Linked DNA regions of Homo sapiens: region 2 is linked to region 1. Evidence: read pairs that join two places in POLR2A ChIA-PET (ENCODE). Cell type or tissue: OCI-LY7. All regions are shown on one strand.

Region 1 (5,000 bases):
AGGTTACTAACCTCCTGATGCTGAAGGGGAAAAACCAGGCCTTCATCAAGATGAGCACGGAGGAGGCTGCCAACACCATGGTGAATTACTACACCTCGGTGACGCCCGTGCTGCGCGGCCAGCCCATCTACATCCAGTTCTCCAACCACAAGGGGCTGAAGACCGACAGCTCTCCCAACCAGGCGCGGGACCCGGCAGCCCTCAGGCCGTGAACTCGGTCCAGTCGGGGAACCTGGCCTGGACTGCCCCGGCGGCAGCCGTAGACGCAGGGATGGCGATGGCCGGGCAGAGCCTGGTGCTCAGGATCATCGTGGAGAACCTCTTCTACCCCACGACCCTGGATGTGCTGCACCAGATTTTCTCCAAGTTCGGCACAGTGAAGACCATCACATTCATCAAGGACAACCAGTTCCAGGCCCTGCTGCAGTACACGGACCCCGAGAACGCCCAGCATACCAAGCTGTCGCTGGATTGGCAGAACACCTACAACGCCTGCCACACGCTGTGCATCGACTTCTCCAAGCTCATCAGCCTCAACGTAAAGTACAACAACGACAAGAGCCGCGACTACCACGCCCGGACCTGCCCTCCGGGGACAGCTAGCCCTCGCTGGACCAGACATGGCCGTGGCCTTCGACCTTTCAGTTCCCAACATCCACGGAGCCCTGGCCCCCCGGCCATCCCCTCGGCGGTGGCGGCAGCTGCAGCGGCAGGCCAGATCGCCATCCTGGGCCTGGCGGGGACAGGAAATTCTGTCTTGCTGGTCAGCGGCCTCAACCCAGAGAGAGTCACACCCCAAAGCCTCTGTTTTTGTTTGTTTGTTTGTTTTAGACGGAGTCTTGCTCTGTTGCCCAGGCTGGAGTGTGATCTCGGCTCATTGCAACCTCTCCCTCCGGGGTTCAAGTGATTCTGCTGCCTCAGCCTCCCGAGTAGCTGGGATTACAACCGCGCCACCACGCCCGACTAATTTTTGTATTTTTAGTAGAGACGGGGTTTCACCATGTTGGTCAGGCTGGTCTCGAACTCCTGACCTCGTGATCCGCCTGCCTCAGCCTCCCAAAGTCCTGGGATTAAAAGCGTGAGCCACCGCGCCCAGCCCCCAAAGCCTCTTTATTCTTTTCAGCGTCTACGGGGACGTGCAGCGCGTGAAGATCCCGTTCAATAAGAAGGAGAACGCTCTGGTTCAGATGGCGGACGGCAACCAGGCCCAGCTGGCCATGAGCCACCTGAACTGGCACAAGCTGCACGGGAAGCCCATCCGCATCTCATCCGTATCACGCCCTTGAAGCACCAGAACGTGCAGCTGCCCCGCGAGGGCCGGGAGGACCAGGGCCTGACCAAGGACTATGGCAACTCGCCCCTGCACCGCTTCAAGAAGCCAGGCTTCAAGAACTTCCAGAACATATTCCCGCCCTCGGCCACCGTGCACCTCTCCAACATCCCGCCCTCAGTATCCGAGGAAGATCTCAAGGTCCTCTCCTCCAGCCATGGGGGCATAGTCATAGGATTCAAGTTCTTCCAGAAGAACCGCAAGATGGCGCTGATCCAAATGCGCTCCGTGGAGGAGGCGGTCCAGACCCCCATTGCCCTACACAACCACGACATCTGGGAGAACCACCACCTGCGGGTCTCCTTCTCCAAGTCCACCATCTATGGGCACAGGCCCACCACAGCCGGGCCCCCTGGCGACAACTTCCATCATTCCAAAAAAAGCGACTTTAAAAAGCAGCTGAAGTGACCTTAACTGACCAGAGATTTTCTTTCTTTCTTTTTTTTTTTTTTTTTTTTTTTTTGAGAAGGCGTCTCGCTCTGTCGCCCAGGCTGGAGTGGAGTGGCGCGATCTCGGCTCACTGCAAGCTCCGCCTCCCAGGTTCACGCCTTTCTCCTGCCTCAGGCTCCCGAGTAGCTGGGGCTACAGGCGCCCACCACCATGCCCAGCTAATTTTTTGTATTTTTAGTAGAGACAGGGTTTCACCGTGTTAGCCAGGATGGTCTCGATCTCCTGACCTCGTGATCCGCCCGCCTCGGCCTCCCAAAGTGCTGGGATTACAGGCATGAGCCACCGAGCCCGGCCTTTCTTTCTTTAAAAAGAAATCAGTTTACCTGTTTTTTTTTTAAATTAAATCTAGTTCACTGTGCTAAAATTAATTAATTTAATTTAATTTAAATAGAAATATGTATATTAACATGTAATGGGTTTATTATTGTGATCTTAAAATTGACAAATATTTTAAATTTTCTGCCACTAACCTACATACATTTTAAGAGTATATACAAGGGTCCTGAGACAAAAAAATTTGAGAACTGCTGTATTACCCCATCTTGCCCTGCAGAACGTGGACTGAAGGGAAGTACTTTTTTCCTTTCTACTTAAATAACCCAGTGCTGTTACTGTTTTATTTTAAAATCCAATCTACCCTCTTCCTCCAGAATTATTAAAAAGTAGACTGCAAAAGAACCATAGCTTCCTGAAATCAAAGGACCCAAAACAAAGAGAAAGCAAAAGCAGTGAATAAAAGGACTTCTCCAGAGACTGGCAGGCCGACCAAAGACCACTCCCCCTCCAGCCAGCCTGGTAGGAGTTGCCTATTCCTTTTTGCTTCGTTGTTCTCACACCCAGTCACCCACTCCCATCCCCTACATCCCAACCCCCATCCTGGAAAGCTATTGTTCTCCAGGGCCTCAAAACACAAAGGGACTTCACAAATCTTTGGGCTGACTCCCCACCCCATCCTCTCTCTGAGATTACAGTGCAGGGAAGGGCACTTTCAGATTCTGCCTGAGCCTCCACCAGCCCCCTGTTCTCAGGCTCGGGGCTGAGATGAAAAGGGAACACCACTGTTTCTGGCCTGAAAAGGAAATGTAAATGCATTGCAAGCCAGAAGCTGCCAGAAGACCATTTCCCTGTTAGTAAACAGGGCTGCCTGAGCCATCTTTCTCCTCTTTAATAACCTGTGGGGCACCTATTGATTGCGCATGCTGGTCCCTCATAAATTAAAACAGGGATGCCTTCCGGTTGCTCTGTAGCTGCGTAGATGGTGAAATTGGCTCACTAATACTTCATGTTCATGGAGCACAGTGTATCCCGCCACATAAACATGAAGAATATGTATCATCAGGCTCTGGGATTGCACGGAAAACAACCCCGGAAGCTTCTGGGCATGCTGCAGACTTTAATTAGGCAGTTTCTTCCACTAGGATTGGAGACCGGCAGAAACACCAATTGCATGCCTCCTGCCGCAGCCTGTTCTGCTTTCAAATGGGAGGAAGGAGCAAGCCCTGGTGGGTAGGAGATGAGCCTGCTCCTCTCTCTACCCCCTTACCAGGATAGGCACCCGTAAGCAGAAAGGAATGTTCATCTCTCATGCTGTGGTAGAGAGAGCACCAAGTTAGCAGTCAGAAAACATTCAGAACTTCTGCTTTAGCCACTTACAGCTACATGATCATGGGCGCAAGTGCCTTAACCTCTCGGAATCACAGCATCTCATCTGGAAAGTGGACAAAGTAATAACACCTAGCTGCTTGTGAGGCTTGAGGAAAATAAGTCTTTCCTGGCGCCCAGTATGGTCTCAGTAAATACTGAAACTGAAATTGAAGCAGATGAAGAACAGAGTGGCAGGTACAGGGCTGATACTATTTCTTTCTCTCACCTCAAAAATCTGGCATCAGGAACTTTCCACCACTACCCCTAGCCAACATTTTGCTCTTTAAGTAAGAAGTGAGGCCCTGCAACTCATACCTTGGTACATTGGAAATGTTTCTCTTACCCTTCCATCTTTCTGTGCCCACTCCTGAGCTGGCTCTCAATTGAAAATTCATTTAGCAGGAAACCTCTCTAAAATGCATGGTAAACATCGAAAAACATGCTAGCATAGTTTACCATTCTACCAAAAATAGCTTGGCACCCACATGCCAACACTTAGCAGAACCTTCCGAGTTTCTCTGACTTTAAACAGACCCTAGGCAACCAGATCCACTTACGCTTCCCAGAGTGTGTAGCATTTCATTAAAGTTTTACTACAGTCCCCTTCCTCTGCCATTGCTAATTAAAATGAACAAGGACAATGTGGAGAGCCATATTTTGCTATTCCTGGAAATATCTGCTGCTCCAGGGAGGGTGTAGGACATTGAATGGTCCCCTCACCCTAAAGGATATGGTCGCATCCTGGAACTCATGGATGGGTCCAGGATGTGATTGGGTGTGAGAAAAATGAAGCAAAAAAGGTCTTGGCAGATGTAAAAATAAAAGATCTTAAAATGAGATGATCCTGGATTACCTGGGTGGGCCCTAAATCCAATGACAAGTGTTTTTGTGTTTTTTGGGGTTTTTTGGTTTTGTTTTTTTTTTTTTAGACAGTGTTTCACTCTTGTTGCCCAAGCTGGAGTGCAATGTCGTGATCTTGGCTCACCGCAACCTCCGCCTCCAGGGTTCAAGCAATTCTCCTGCCTCAGCCTCCTGAATAGCTGGGATTAAAGGCATGTGCCACCACACCTGGCTAATTTTGTATTTTTAGTAGAGATGGGGTTTCTCCATGTTGGTCAGGCTGGTCTTGAAATCCTGACCTCAGGTGATCCACCCGCCTCGGCCTCCCAAAATGCTGGGATTAGAGGCGTGAGCCACCATGCCCAGCCATGACAAGTGTTTTTATAAGAGACAGAAAAGGGTCTGGTGCAGTGGCTCACGCATGTAATCTCAGCAGTTTGGAAGGCCAAGGTGGGAGGATCGCTTGAGACCAGCCCAGGCAACACGGTGAGACCCCATCTCTACAAAGAATTAGCCAGGCACAGTGGCACGCACCTGTGGCCCCAGATACTCAGAAAGCTGAGATGGGAGAATCGCTTGAGCTTCAGAGGTCGAAGCTGAGGTGAACAGTGTTCACACCACTGCACTCCAGCCTGGGCGACAGAGCGAGACCCAGTCTCAAAAACAGACAGACAGAAGAGGAGAAGGCCCAGAGGGGAAGTCCATGTGAACATGGAGGCAGAGGCTGAAGTGATGC
Region 2 (5,000 bases), 170 kb before region 1:
TTCAAATGACCCAAATGTAGGGATTTTCATGAGTGAGGCACATACACACAGGAAAGAACGAGGCAGATGAGAAGTTTCCTTAGTGTTCCTTTTCAGTGTTTCTCTGAGGTGCATCTAGGACCGCAAGAATTCATTTTCATCCACACTTGAGTGTCTTTGGTAAAACCCCAGGTGAGCTTATCGGGGCTGCACTGCAAACACATCACAAGGAAGCTGGTAAGAAATACAGAACCTCAGTCCCCACCCAGACCTACTAAATCAGATCTACATGATAACATTAGGCCCAGGTAATTCATATGCACATTGGAGTCTGAGAGCTGTGATGAAGAGGGAGTGGAGTAGCGGTGGTGTGAGCAGGTGGATTCCTTCCATTATCTCTTTAGCTCTTTTACAGTTTGGCTCCCACACTACCACTTGACTAAAATCACTCTTCCAGGCCACTAGCTACCACTTTGTTGCCAAATCCAAAGCCTTTATCTTATTTGACCTGATGTTGGCCATCTACGCTGTTGGCCGCCCCTCTCTTGAAGGCCAAGAATTCCTGTGCTTTTCTCCTTCCCACCATCACTGTTTGCGTTCCAGGGACCTTTTGGTTGGCACTTGCCTCTCTGTCTTCCACCCTCTGCCTGCTAGGACCCTCTACCTCCTGAGGCTTTGGTGACCAGCTCTCTGATGGTGACCCCAAGACCACACCTCTCTTTTTAATTCTAGATTGTTATATGCAATTTACTTCTGGACACATTTACTTGAATTATTCCACAGGAAACTCAAAACACAAGGCTTATGGATGAGTGAGAGAAAGCAAGGTTTTCTTTTTTTTCTTTCTTTTTTTATTTCCTGTGACACAGCCCTCAAGAGATCCTGAGAACATGTGTGCCAAAAGCAGGTTTTGATACAGCATTTAGAGTGTGACTCATTCATGTAAAATCGAGTATATCTGTAGGAGCATATATGTGTAGAGAAATATGTAGAATAGTATTAATCAAAAACTTTAATAGCTGGTTGAGCTTAGTAGCTCATGCCTATAATCCCAGCACTTTGGAGGCTGAGGTAGGAGGATTGCTTGAGGCCAGGACTTAGAAATCAGCCTGGGCAACATAAGGAGATCTTCATCTTCACACACACACACACACACACACACACACACACACACACACACAAAGAGAAAACATTTTAATAGTGTTTGTTTCCGAGAGGTGGGATTTTCAATGATTTTTTTTTAACTGAGTAGCATCATTCTCACCAAAATAGTAGAGCTATTAAAAGACAACTGCTATCTCAATAAGCCCACTATCTTTCCTGAGCAGCAAACTTCTCAAGCCATAACCCACAGGAAGACAGTCCTAATCATTTCCCATGTCAGTTGTGCTTGCTTTCTCTTTATCTGGGGGAAGGAGTGTGACTATCAAGGTTTCCCACAGGAACCAGCTGACACACTCAAATTAGGATTGTTTGAGTTTTTAATAAAGAGGTTGTTTGCAAATATGTGGGCAGGCTCTAAAGAAACTTCAAGGGATTGCACAGTACCATTGGGAATCTGTTCTCACCCTGAGGCCTACAGGGGAGAGGGGACAGAGTGGTGACCAGAACTGGGGGGTTGGGGGACTGTGTGTGTGGAGAGATCCCAAGAACAAGAACTTAGACCCATGGCCCAGAGTGGTTGGATCTAGAAGGCCAAATGGAAGATCTCTAAGCACAGTGAGGGACCCTTTCCTCCTCTTCTCGCATTTTTAGAGAAGGCTGAGAACTTCCAATCTACTCTACAGGAAAGGGAAAATATGGGAGGAATACTTCTGGCCTCTCTGCCCTCTCCTTCATTTCCCATTGGTGGGTGAGTGACTGAATCATCAACTTGGTGAGTTGCAAGGAGAAACTGGTCCCATGTGGCTCAGCCCTCTCTCCCTGAGCTGTAGGGAGCTGTCCTTGGGGAAGAGGCTCCCCTCTTCTGTGGGGGGCTGTCCTTGGGGAGGGGGCTCATGTTTGCCCAGTTTTGCTATGACTGTGTGGGTAGAGTTAATTCAAGAAATATTAAGGAGGCTGGGCACAGTGGTATACACCTGTAGTCCCAGCTACTTGGCTGAGGCAGGAGGATAGTTTGAGCCTAGGAGTTGAAGGCCAGCCTGGGCAACATAGTGAGACCCTGCCTCAAAACAAAAACAAAGACAAAACTAAAACAAAAAAAAGGTTAGAAAAAAAAAAAAGAGGCCGGGTGCAGTGGCTCACACCTATAATCCCAGCACTTTGGGAGGCCGAGCCGGGCAGATCACCTGAGGTTAGGAGTTCGAGACCAGCCTGGCCAATATGGCGAAACCCCGTCTCTACTAAAAGTACAAAAATCAGCTGGGTGTGGTGGTGGGCGCCTGAAATCCCAGCTACATGGGAGGCTAAGGCAGGAGAATTGCTTGAACCCAGGAGGCAGAGGTTGTGCAGTGAGCCAAGATCACACCGCTGCACTCCAGCCTGGGTGACAAGACCAAGACTGTCTCAAAAAAAAAAACAAGAAAGAAGAAAAAACAAAAAGAAGGCCGGGCGCAGTGGCTCACACCTGTAGTCCCAGCACTTTGGGAGGCCAAGTTGGGTGGATCACCTGAGGTCAGGAGTTGGAGACCAGACTGACCAACATGGAGAAACCCTGTCTCTACTAAAAATACAAAAATTAGCCAGGCGTAGTGGCACATGCCTGTAGTCCCAGCTACTTGGAAGGCTGGGGCAGGAGAATGACGTGAATCCGGGAGGCCGAGTTTGCAGTGAGCTGACATTGTGCTACTGCACTCCAGCTTGGGCAACACAGCGAGACTCCATCTCAAAAAATAAAATAAAATAAAATAATAAAAATAAATAATAAAAAAAGAAATGTCAGGGAAGCCACACAGGCTGAACCTTGTTCTCCAATTAAGCCTTATCAATAATGAAGCTACTACTTTTGTTTCCATCTGTCTGACTGTGTCTCTGTCTGAACTGGTTCCAAATTCGGGGTAGGAGACCTGGATGCTATTTATTGGCCCTCTTCAACCTCAAAATCCCTCCCTCACCTACCAATCCCTCATCTAGTCACTCAGCAAGCCTGCTATGTCCCAGGCCTTTCACACCCCTTGTTTCCACTGCAGATCCTGTCTCATTCAGGCCTCCGCCATCTCTCGTGGGCCACAGCCCCCTGGTGAGTCTCCATGCCACCTGCCATTCTCCACCAGTAGCCACAGTGATCTGTGCAGAATGAAGTATCTTCACTGAGTCGATAAAATGTTTCACTCCCTCCCAGTGACCTGGGGATAAGCCTAGCCTCCTTAGTCTGGCACTTAAGGACCTCCATGATTTGACTCCTGTGCCAACCTCATCTTTCAGCTCCTGCTCTCTCATCCTCCACACTCCAGCCATGTAGAATTTCTTGCCTTTCCCCCAAAGGACCATGTTTTCTTTTGCTTGCAGGAATTTCCACGTGCTGCGCTCTCTGCCTTGAGTGTTATCTCCCCCAAACTCCTCCTACTTATCTCCATTTTATTCTCATCCTTGGGGCTTATCCATCACCTCTTCCTGGCAGTCCTCCGGGATTCTCCAAGGCTGGATTAGGTGCCCATGTATTGTTCCCATTGCACCTGGTGCGTTCCTTCTCATAGGACTATTTTTGTTTTGTGACTTCCTGTTTGCATGTCTCTCTCCTGCACTAGATTGACTGTAAGCTCCTCAAAGTTAGTCCCTCTGCATCCTGGGGTGTCTTTATTCAGGTATACAAGGCTTTGCACTCAGTGGTTTTACTCTTATCTCACTGCCACGTTTGCTGACTCTTCTACCTGATTGGTTGCTGGAGATATTTGGGGTTCAGTTCTTTCCTCTAGATGTTCATGTCCACTGTCATGTATATGTTGATGGTCATCTAGCTCAGACCTTCCTTGAAGCCCTCCATTCATCCATAGCACTTGATATCTCCTGTTAGGAGATATCATCTCAGACTACCTCTGAGGCAGTAACTATCTCCTGTTAGGAGATAGCACCTCAGACTTACCTCTTCAAAACAACTTTTTTTTTTTTAAGATATGGGGTCTTGCCCATGTGGCCCAGGCTGGTCTCTACTCAGGCAATCCTCCCACCTCGGCCTCCCAAAGTGCTGGAATTACAGGCGTGGGCCACCACGTCTGACCCTGAAACAATTCTTGCATCCTCCCACCCCTCCCTGACCTGGTTTTCCACCTCTTTCCCAAGATGGTGCCACCATCCTCTCAGTTACCAAAACCAGAAACCTGGGAGTGAAATTCTGCTTTTTCTCTCTGCAGTGTCCCTGAATTCTCACTATGAGCGGGTCCTGTTGGCTTTCCCTCCAGAACAGAGCTCACTCTCTTTATTCATTTTCTTCCTTTTCTACCATCCCACATTAGTCAAGGAGCCTAGCATGTAGTAGGAATTTAATAAAAAGTTTTTGAATTAATAAAAAGTTGGTTTCCTACTTCTGTACTTTCTCCCATTTTAATCTGTTCTCCACTCAAACAGCCAGCATGATTATTTACAAAGGGAAATCAGATCATGTCGCTCCGTGCTTAACCTTCAATGACCTTGACATCACCTTTTTACCAGCCTGTGAGGTCCTGTGTGATCTGGCCCCTGCCTACCTCTCTGACCTCAGCTGTCACCGCCCCCACCTCGTCACTACCCCCAGGTCTGCCCTGGCCTCCCTTCAACTCCTTCCAGTCAGGGTCTTTGTGCTTGCAGCTCCCCCTGGCTGGATGCTTGTCACCCTGGCTTTGGAGTGGTCTGCTCACTTTTAGCTGCTCCAAGAGGGCTTCTTACCTTGTCAGGTAGGCTGCATTTATTGCCATAGTTTTATTTGTTTGTCTGTTTGTTTGTTTTGAGATGGAGTCTCGCTCTGTTGCCAGGCCAGGCTGGAGTGCAGTGGTGCGATCTCGGCTCACTGCAACCTCCAACTCCCCAGGTTCAACCAATTCCCCTGCCTCAGCTTCCTGAGTAACTGATACTATAGGCACGTGCCACCACACCCGGCTAATTTTTTG

Evidence for each region. Peaks named below come from ENCODE experiments on the same cell type or tissue, not always from the same donor. Only the 100,000 strongest peaks of a DNase experiment are listed, where the experiment ranks them.
Region 2: POLR2A ChIA-PET joins it to region 1 with 7 read pairs; 4 of 35 experiments call an interaction of 5 or more read pairs at or near these places.

The regions. Positions count from the first base shown.
Region 1 is chr14:65,279,516-65,284,515 of GRCh38, forward strand. It overlaps the pseudogene PTBP1P. Among named protein-coding and RNA genes, the nearest start is that of MIR4708, 53 kb to the right of the region's middle. RefSeq lists enhancers at 2,391-2,959, 2,412-2,481. In OCI-LY7, no CTCF peak of the experiment used is centred here; DNase peaks (open chromatin) are centred at 2,846, 3,551 and 4,896; H3K4me3 peaks cover 1,542 bases; H3K27ac peaks cover 2,195 bases.
Region 2 is chr14:65,106,051-65,111,050 of GRCh38, forward strand. No RefSeq gene overlaps it. Among named protein-coding and RNA genes, the nearest start is that of MAX, 6.0 kb to the left of the region's middle. In OCI-LY7, no CTCF peak of the experiment used is centred here; no DNase peak of the experiment used is centred here.